2 separate regions of the Homo sapiens genome follow, and region 1 is linked to region 2. Evidence: chromatin loops called from intact Hi-C (ENCODE). Cell type or tissue: PC-3. All regions are shown on one strand. Links, peaks and the distances in the headings refer to the core of each region. The heading gives the core; the rest is flanking DNA. Region 1 has its middle 17 kb from the start of LINC00237. Region 2 overlaps KIZ (kizuna centrosomal protein).

Region 1 (5,391 bases), core at 305-5,304, 96 kb after region 2:
TCATCATATTAATATGTGCCCATTGCCAAGGATATATGCTTCCAAGAAAATAAAGGCAAGTTTCTTGGCATCTGTGTCTCTACATCCTGCTGCGGAAAACTCATTAAAGAGCCATTCTTGATGGCAACAGGAAATGTAAATGAAATGGACCCCTTTTTAGTATTTGGTTGAGACGGTCCTAATGTTTGGTGGAGTCGTTAAACCTTCTCCAAGCAATATTCACAAAAATTAATAGAAGTTGTCAATTCTCAGCATCATTAAATTTATGTCAGTAGTCACCATTGGAGGGAAATGGAAGTCACATTTGCATTGCAGAGTGGCGTCAGTAAGAAACTAAGGCTGTGGCTCCACTTTTCAGGGATGGGAGGGTTTGCACAATCTCTTTACTAAGTTTTTAATCAAGTTGCTAGTCCACTCTTTCTTTTATGGAGCCATAGAAGTGTCTGTAATGAAAGATTAAAATGGTCCTGTGCAGTGGTTTGCAGTAGCTATGCCCAAATAAAATATGACGGCTCTCTCGTCGGGCCTATATGTAAGCAGAGGGAGCTGCTAACAAGCTGCATTATGCTCTCTGTTGTGCATACTGATTGCAAATTGTGTGGGTTACCCTGGATGCCATAAAAAAAGGTGTGTGTGTGTGAGTGTGAGTGAGAATTTCTTTCCCCCAAATGATTATGCACCTCATGAATAGCAAGCAATGGAGCATCGATGCTCAGATTTCCTGTAGCAGAGGTAACACACACACACACACACACACACGCACACACACACACGCACATTTACACACTGACAGGCTAATGGCTACTTTCCCAAAGAGTGGTTAGAAAGAAGTAGTAAATGGGACTGTGTTGATGCCAGGAGAAGACCCGGGCAAAGATCAAGATACCCAGCAACATATCGGATAACACATAATTGGCGGGTCACAGCCAAATGAGTGTAGTCATGCATCTCCGGGCAGGCCTTTGCTGGCGATAAAGACACTTGTAAACAATTCAGTCCCAGAACATGGCAATAATATGTTGATCCGGCGTGTAATGAGGTGTTCCTGGAATCAATAAGCAGTCATGGAGAGCAGGGAGCAAGGGCAGCGGCTGTCTTTTTGATGACCTTTCCTCACCACCAAGGACCTCATCTCCCCTGAAGAGGACTTTTCTCATTTTGCAGCAAGCTCCGAGTGTCAGAACTTCCATCCGCAGCCGGCAAATGAACAGCCAGGCCCTGCATGCTAATGAAGTCCAAGCTATTTTGCACCTTTTCATCCGCACATTATGCTCTTGACTCTGGAGAAGGTGGGAATTAGGCCGGACCCCGGTGTCAGACTGCCTGATGGCTCGGCTCCGGAAAACTGGTAATTGAAGCTGATGACTGATGCGAGGGAGGCCTGAATTTGGAAATAAACAGTTTCAAGCACTGCATGTCATTTCTAGAGAAGACTGCTGAGAGAATGGAAATGAGCTTCGTTTCTTGAATCTAATGCAGTTTCTCAGCAGGAAAAACACCGTCTTTTAGACAACAATGCCAGTCATTAAGATTTAAATGTTCTGGCGATAATAGAAGAACTGGCCTTCCTGTTCACAAACAGCACTTATGTAAATGTCTTTCAACACCCAGATCTTCATTTAATCCACGCCCAAGAAGATAACTGTGTCGGAAAGCGGAACCAAATGCAATTCGGAGTCTATAAATATCGTTCATAAGAAGAGAGAGGAAAACAGTAAAATTGTTTGCCAACATATCACATAGCATTGCCTGTCAGCGCAGGAGAAAACAGCAGCTCTCTGCTGAAACAATGGAAAGACATTCAGACGTCTACATAAAAACACACTGAAGCTGCACTTTGACTGATTATTTTTGTATTGCTGTATTTCATTACAAATAATATGCTACCCTTTTAATGTGGAAATGGCATAAATATTTCCTACCTTATATGCGGAACCCATATTTGGACAGTGAATCCTCATGTTTAATGTTGCAGGAGAAGCCCAAATCTAGACGCCTTCGCTTGTAATCTTTTCAAATAAGCTATTTTATCGAGTATTTAATTTTCTCTTAACATCACTAGGTTGTCACAAAACCACAGACTAAACATTGCAAATTGTTTTAGTCCCATCTCCCCAGTCGGCTGAGATTAATTGGACATTGTTTGCTGTATGCAAAAAGAATGACTCATAACCCAAACATAGGCTTTTGCGTTTTAAGAGGCTTTAAAAATCATTTTTACTAGACATCCCTCCAGCCCAATTCTTCCTGTGCAGGTAAAACACCTTCAGGGAGAGAATTACGAGCCCAGCGAAGAGAAGAAAGAGGCCACTGTTATTTATCATGGCAGGCCCGGGGTGATTCATGAATAACCATCGGTTTGCTTTTTTCTCGTTTCCCTTCCCTACCAGAAGTGAGGTTTTGATATTTCAAGCCTTTTTCAATTTAATGGTGACATACAGGATTCTCACAGGCAGTCTCTGGTTTGTTAGAGACATCAAGGATATCAGCACAACTTGAGAGAAACCGAAGGGTGTTATTGTCACTTCAGTTTAAAGGTAGCAAACCTATCTTGCAAAGGATCAACACTGAATTATTTCAACCTTTCAAAAATATAGATAAATAATACATTTCTAATAGCATACTTGTGGATACTAGATACATCAATGAATATTCAGCAATCCTTTGCATGAAATATATGAAACTCAATGAGAAAAAGGTTAAATCTTACACACATGCACACACATACACGGGCACACCTACTCCTCACTGTGACAATGTTGCTCCATTCTGACATTATTCCTGTGTCTCATGGGGTCTCCTATTACTTAATGGCTAAAAAAGAGGAAGAAAATTGGGGTCGCTACAATCTGATAATAATAACCACAGGGTTCTCTGTGCATGGGTTACACATACACTAGGAATGCAGTATTCGTATAGTGATTCCTTCCAGGTTCAGAGCACCGAACATGTTGATTTTTTTTTTGGAAAAGCTTTTATGTATATTTCATCATTGGACTCTCATCACAAGCCCATGGCTCAAAGATCTATTTTATTAACATTGTAAGAAAAGGGAAACAGATAGAAACTGTTATTTTTCTAAGGTCAATAGCAAATACAACAGTGAGGCCAGAATCAGAACTTTCTGTTTGTAATCATTTGACATGTTGTTCTTTTCTATAAATCCACATTTCCCTGTGTAGATACTATCAATAAAGAAAGTTATGCTGTGTTAGGCTATTTCTACTTTTATCTTTCACAAGCACTACCTTTTCTATTGCTGTTATGAGGTTGAAATTATTCCTACTTCCAAGACTTGCAACTCCAATTGTCCTGAGAAAGAATAGCTGGAGCAAGATTTCTCCAGTCTTTATTGGCCACAGATGGTGACTTCTGTAGTAATAGTATAGCGTTTGTGTGGAGAGTGTTACCTGGATGAGAAGGAATGACTCAGCATAGCTTTGGTTCAAATCCTGGCTCCATCACTGTATCAGTAATAACAGAAATGCAGAGTGGGTTTGCTCACGTAACCAGAATTCTAGACGTAGGTAGACTAGGGTGGAGGAGAACAGGCCCCATGATGCTATCAATGTCCCGGGTTCTTTTTATCTTTCTACGCCACCTTTATTCACGGTCCTATAGTGACTGCGGCAGTTTCAGTCATCTCATCTGAAGGAGGAAGGAGGAGGAAGGGAAAGGCAAAAGAACTACTCCTACTTTCAAGGAGCCTTTTGGGAAACAGCTCCACCCTCAACTTGCAGCTGTAATGCATTGGTAACAATGTAATCACATGACCATTTCTACCTACAGGGAAGGCTGGGAGGTATGAATTTGAAGCTGGACACGTTGCTGCTCCCCTTAAAGTTTGGATTATTTTACTAAAGAAGAAGAGAACAGGTACTGTGTAATTAATTGGCAGGAGGAGTTTGCTGCCATAAACACTTGATGTGTGAATCCACGCTAGTTCCCTAGCTTCTAAGCCTCAGTTTACTCATCTGTCACCTGGGAAAAAATATTTGCTCGTTCCTCACTATTATATCAGGAATGAATTGTGAAGATAAAATGAAATAGTTCACGTAAAGTGCCCATTATAGTTCTGGGCACATAAATGTTAAGAAATGGTAATTTAAGAATTAAGGCATGAAAATATGTTCAGCTTTACTAGAGACTGGGGGAATGCAAACTAAAATGCCAACAAGATGTAATTTTTCTTTCCTTTCCAAATGACAAAAATTAAAGTGAACAACAATGTTTCATTTTGGCAAGGTCATGGGGAAATGGCACTTTCATAAGCTACCATTGAGATGTAACTGGGATGATGTTTTTGGAGGGTAAATTTGACAGCAGTCCTTCTTCTTTGTCCTTCCTCAAGCCACTCTAAGTAGATATTTGCACAAATTTATAGAGACCTGTCTGACAATGGTCTCTGAAGCACTGTTTGCAATAAGAGAAAGAAAAAACTGAACCCATTCAAAAGGGGAATGTTTAATTAAACCATGGCACATCCATGCCATGGCTCTCTAGGCAGCAGATTAGAAGAAGGGAGATCTGTTGGCATATAGTGGCAAGGAAAGAAGGAAAAGAAAAATGCCAAGATCCTGTTAAGCGAAAACAAGTTGCAAAATGACATGAAGAGAATGATGTCAAATTTTTAATTCATAATCCATACTGCCCCCAAATAACTTCTTTCTGTCTCTATCTCTATGTCTGTCTCTCTGTCTCTATCTCTGTTTCTGTCTCTCTCTCTACATATATAGTGTGTGGGTGTGGGTGTGTATATATATGTATACTATATATGTACTCTATATACTATATAGAGTACATATATACTATATATGTACTATATATGTACTATAGTACATATAGAGTGTATATATATACTATAGTACATATATACTATATATAGTACATATATAGTGTATATATACTATATATGTACTATATATAGTACATATATACTATATAGTGTATACTATATACATATATAGTGTATACTATACATATATAGTATACACTATATATGTATACTATACATATATATAGTATATGTATATATAGTACATGTATAGTATAGTATATGTATATATATAGTACATGTATAGTATAGTATACTATATATAGTATATATGTATATATAGTATACTACATATGTATATGTAGTATACTATATATAGTATACTATACATATATAGTATACTATATATAGTATACTATATATAGTATACTATATATACATATATATACTAGTGTATACTATATATACACTATATATGTACTATATATATAGTACATATATAGGTATCCATATATAGATATGTATCTATATAGATATGTATCTCTCTCTATATATATAGATACATATCTATACGTATATAGATATAGATACTTGTGATTGTATAGCTAATAGTCTGG
Region 2 (5,391 bases), core at 267-5,266:
TTATGGCTGGCTTTGGGGAAAATGGGTTCAGGTTTTTATGATTCACTTTGAGGAAAAGGAATTCTAGTTTCTAAAGCTTACCTCTGAGAAAATGAGGCTGAGGTACAGGAGAGTGGGAGAAGATCAGAGAGAAACTTACTTCTGGGGCCTTCCCTTTGGGGTGTCATTTTCTGAGGCCCAACGAGGGTAAATGTCTTATTATCATACAACTTTATGCCTTCCCCAAATTTAATACAATTAGGCTCTGTATTTTCAAAAAGTTTTAAAATACTACAAACATATCATAAAGAATTTACTAGACATTATAATCAGTTCTATCATTAAACTCTAGAGGTTAAATGATGATGATGAAAAGGTATCTGGTGTTGTCAAGGTAGAATTATCTTTGTGAGGATTAACGGCTGACGCAGGACCATAAAACAAAACATCAGACTCTGCTGTGTTGTTCCATGTCTGTCTGTCTGTTTCTATCCATATATACACGTGTGTTTAAGAGAGGAGACGAGGAGGCTCAGACTGGGCTGGTGAGGGTTACACTAGGTGAGCGGATTCAGGGAGAAGGGAAACAAGAAGGCATGATGGCACGGTGGATAGGCTTACTGAATTTCGGCTCAGGCAATGCTGAGACCCTGAAATAAGCTGCCATGTCACTTCTCTAGGATAAGTGAGTCTCCACAGAGGCCAATTTAGTCTGATGAATGGGAATGGGTCTAGTACAGAGTTATCCTCCACTGAGGGGGCACTCAGATGAGTAGGGCAGGTCCCATCCTGGGTTCTGACTTTGCTCGGGGTCTACTTCCATGATAACAGTGAAATGCCTGGCTTATGAATATCATGCCTCCTGCTCCCTGAGCATGGTAGACACCAAATATAGGATGGCTGAAAGGATTGGGCTGGTTTGCTGTTGAACCCTTAGAGGATCAATATAGGTTGAGTATCCTTTATCTGAAATGGTTGGGAATTTGGATTTTGAATTTTTTCAGATTTTGAATTGTGTTTTTTTTTAATTTTTATTTTTTGATTTTGGAATATAAGTATCCCAAATCTGAAATGCTCCAATAAACATTCATCATGTTGGCACTCAAAAAGTTTCAGATTTTGGAGCATTTCGGACTTTGGATTTGGGGATTTGGGATGCTCAACCTGCCCTGTATTAAACTGAAGATGCTGAATCAATTTATTATTCAAGTGCTTGTTTGTCTAAGAAGCTGCTAAGAGGAAGCCAAAGACAAAAAGAAGAAATAAGAAAAATGAAAGTGGACAAGAACAAGTATTATGAATGGATAAATGGATTAAGTGTGGAAGAAGGGAAGGCGGGATGTAAGCAAGAAAACAACAAAAGCTAACTGGCTCTCCTAGGACAGCCTGTTAGATTTGAGTTTGTTTTCTTTACTGTAGTGATTCTCAGATATATTTTAGTAGAATTATTCTACATTTGAGTAAAGTGGTCTTTTCTAAGTTCTTAGGAAAATTACTCTTTATAATTTTGAGAACCTTCCCAAAATTGGTTTACTAAAGCTTTGGCATCTGCTATCTAGTTTGCCTACTAGAAGATAATAAAATGAATGAGAGTACCGAATGAAAAATAATGGAAAGTATGGAAGTAGCTGGGAACCAGATGCAATGACCTCTTTTGTCAGTGTCAGAGTTTAGGGGATGTCAGACAAGTCCCAATTCCGGGTAAGTGGACTTTTCGAAACGGAAGAAACGGATTCCAAGTGTACTCATGATTACAGATGCCAGTCATGCTCCTAAAACAACCATGCCCAGTCCAGTCCATCACATGGACATCATATGTCCATGTGATGTGTGACACAGCTGATCAGTAAGGATAATCAGTCTCATGACCAGAAATTCTTTTAGGGATTTGGCTATCCTGGAAAGCAGTGCTTTTCAACGTTTAAGGTGGCAGAACACCTGAAATTCACAAAAATTTTTGCCATGAAGTATTGATATATTCCATTTATCACATAAATTAGAACATTTTTTACTAGTAAACAATAAATATATGTACACAATATAAAAATCAAACCATTAACACATACGTCCATGATTTAAGAATCTGTCGAGATCAGCAACTTCCATACTTTCCATTATTTTTCATTTGGTACTCTCATTCATTTTATTATCTTCTAGTAGGCAAACTATATAGCAGGTGCCCAAGTTTTAGTAAACCAATTTTGAGACGGTTCTCAAAATTCAAAGATTAATTTTCCTATGAACTTAGAATGTAGAATAATTCCAGCAGGGCATGGTGGCACACGTCTGTAGTCCCAGTTACTCGGGAGGCTGAGGCAGGAGAACTGCTTGAACCTGGGAGGTTGAGGCTGTGGTGAGCCAGGATGGCGTCACTGCACTCCAGCCTGGGCAACAGAGCAAGACTCTGTTTAAAAAAAAAAAAAAAAGTAGGGTTGGGCGTGGTGGCTCACGCTTGTAATCCCAGCACTTTGGGAGGCTAAGGTGGGTGGATCACTTGAGGCCAGGAGTTCGAGACCCTGTTGGGCAACAATGGTAAAACCCTGTCTCTACTAAAAGTACAAAAATTAGCCGGGTGTGGTGGTGGCTGCCTGTAATCCCAGCTACTCGGGAGGCTGAGGCAGGAGAATCGCTTGAACCCAGGAGGCAGAGGTTACAGTGAGCCGCGATCATGCCACTGCATTCCAGCCTGGGTGACAGAGTGAGAATCCGTCTCAAAAAAAAAAAAAAAAAAAAGGTAGAATAATTTTACTAAAATATATCTGAGAATCACTACAGTAAAGAAAACAAATTTGAAACTAGTACTGTTTTCAGATTTAAAAACACATTTCCAGTCCATCAAAATAACAAGCAAATCAAAATGAATTTACACTGACAAAGGAAAACCGTCAGAAAAAAAGTGAGAAAAATAGTTGAAAGCCATAAAAGATAGGGGACTCAGAACTATTCCTCACATCTCTCTTGTAGGTTAAGGTAATATTCTAAAGCTTCCAACCCAAATTCAAAATAGATTCAGTATAAAAGTACAGAAAGCACGTGCACGTGCATACACACACGTACACACAGACACACACACACACAATTATTTTTTTCCTTTCCTTGAGACAGGGTCTTGCTCTGTTGCCTGGGCTGGAATGCAGTGATGCAATCATAGCTCACTGTATTTCCCAACTCCTGGGCTCAAGCAAGCCTCCCACCTCAGTTTCCTGAGTAGCTAGGATTACAGGTGTGTACCATCATGCCTGACTAACTTATTTTTATTTTTATAGAGCCAAGGTCTTGCTATGTTGCTCAGGCTGGTCTCAATCTCCTGGCCTCAAGTAATCCTCCCACCTCGGCCTCCCAAAGTGCTGGGATAAAAGGCATGCCACGACACGAGGCCCCAGGAAACATTAAAGTCTTATTTCCTGCTTAACTTTCAAGTTTTAGGGTGTCTCATTCACCTGGCCTACCTGCAGACACTTTTCCCTCACTGAAGGGAAGCTTTCCCACTCAGTTATCAAGCTTGAAGGTTCTTTGTCAAATCCCACCTTAAAACAAACTTGGTTTTTCCAAAAGTCTGTCACTAGAAGCTCAACTGCTATTCTTCAAAGGTGAGAACTATAAGTTAAAGATAATTAAAGGGAAAGTATGCCACATAGAACTAAAGAAGGAAGAATGAAATGGGCAACAACAGGCAGTAATGAAGTCAGGGGACCGGGCGTGGTGGCTCACGCCTGTAATCCCAGCCCTTTGGGAGGCCGAGCAGGTGGATCGCCTGAGGTCAGGAGTTCGAGACCAGCCTGGCTAACACAGTGAAACCCCGTCTCTACTAAAAATACAAAAAATTAGCTGGGTGTGGTGGTGGGCACCTGTAATCCCAGCTCTACTTGGGAGGCTGAGGCAGGAGAATCACTTGTACCCAGGAGGCAGAGGTTGCAGTGATCTGAGATCGCACCATTGCACTCTAGCCTGGGCAACAACAGCGAGACTCTGACTCAAAAAAAAAAAAAAAAAAGATGTCAGGGATGCAGAGAAGGAAAGTGTTGGGTCTGCCACCTGGCAACCATTAACAGAACCCAGTTTTATTCTGACGAACCACTACTCCCCTATCCTAACCCATACAGCTTGAGTGAAGCATGAGATCCAGGTAAAAGCCAATGGACTCTGCCCTTGCTTCAGTGATTGTGTAGGGGATGGGCATATGATGTGGTCAGAGCCAATGACAGCCTCTGATTCAGCATGCCAGGGAAAAATTCTCCAGCTGCAGGGCCTAAGAACTGAGTTGATCCAGACGGAGTAGATCAGAGGGAAACAGAGAAGTCAGAGCCCACTGGTACCATCTGAGGCTTGGGCAAAGCCAGCCTGAAGACTGTCTACCACTGGGCTGCATTGACATATGCAGTGAATGAGTCCTACTGCATAAAAAGAGAAAATACACTTTAAAAAGGGTTAAAAGGGACAAAAAAAAATCCTGTAATTTACTGTTTCTGTATCAGTTTTATTTTTATTGTAAGCATGCTAATTCTTTGATTATAAAATGTAAAATATTTTGCATGGCCTGAAAAATATTTAGCACATATGTAAAAAGAAATGGTCATTAAAAGCATTCCCATTATGGGAAGATTTCCAAGGCCATCCGTGAAAGCCGTGAAGCTAGCCACACAGCCAAAGGCGCCCTTGCCTCTAAACAGCAAGCACCACAGAGCTGCGGTCCATGGTTTTTAAGCTTTGGAATTCAAGAGATTCTTTTTTTAACTGCTCTACTGAGATATGACTCACATGTCATAAAATTCACTAACTTAAAATGTACACGTCAATGGTTTTTATTAGTATACTCAGAGTTGTGCAACCATCACACAATCGAATTTTAGAACATTTCTGAAAGATGGTCTTAATTTTTTTTCTGATTATGAAAGCAATACCTATTCATCACAAACAACTTGCCTGTTGCATTCCCATTTTAACCCACCAGTCACAGGACAAACACCTTGCTGGGGTAGAGTTGTCTCCAGATTCAGTCCCTTTGGCTGTTCTCTGCATCTACTAACCTTTCTTTGGACCAAATTTAGCAATCGTGCAGTTGCCTACTCAGTGTCCATCTCCCTTCTTCCTTTTCATGGGACCCCAATTTTGTTTAGTAATCAACCTCTCCCTTGTATAACTCATGGGGCAATAACCCCTTGCCTCATTCCAGAGTAGACTGTGATTAATCTAAGCCAGGAGTGACCAAATCCAGCCACAGCCTGCTGTTGTATAGCTCTTGAGCACATATTTAAAGAGATAAAGAGCAGAGAGAGGGAGGGGAGAGGAGAAAAGAAGTCTAAAATATTTACTATTTGGTCTTTTTTTTTTTTTTTTTTTGGTGGGGGGACAGTCTCATTCCGTTGCCCAGGCTGGAGTGCAGTGGCACAATCTCGGCTCACTGCAACCTCT

Evidence for each region. Hi-C counts contacts between places; a loop is a spot of excess contacts. Peaks named below come from ENCODE experiments on the same cell type or tissue, not always from the same donor. Only the 100,000 strongest peaks of a DNase experiment are listed, where the experiment ranks them.
Region 1: it touches region 2 in a loop (6-fold over the local background); 1 of 110 quality-filtered maps calls a loop at or near these places.

Annotation. Positions count from the first base shown.
Region 1 is chr20:21,086,429-21,091,819 of GRCh38, reverse strand. It overlaps a transcript of LINC00237 not described here. Among named protein-coding and RNA genes, the nearest start is that of LINC00237, 17 kb to the left of the region's middle. RefSeq lists an enhancer at 1,340-1,891. In PC-3, for the core only: no CTCF peak of the experiment used is centred there; a DNase peak (open chromatin) is centred at 2,219; H3K4me3 peaks cover 1,605 bases; H3K27ac peaks cover 1,209 bases; H3K27me3 peaks cover 2,169 bases.
Region 2 is chr20:21,182,729-21,188,119 of GRCh38, reverse strand. The region is part of intron 6 of KIZ (kizuna centrosomal protein); the gene reads right to left. Among named protein-coding and RNA genes, the nearest start is that of KIZ-AS1, 33 kb to the left of the region's middle. In PC-3, for the core only: no CTCF peak of the experiment used is centred there; DNase peaks (open chromatin) are centred at 3,139, 4,189, 4,699 and 5,149; H3K4me3 peaks cover 428 bases; H3K27ac peaks cover 2,646 bases.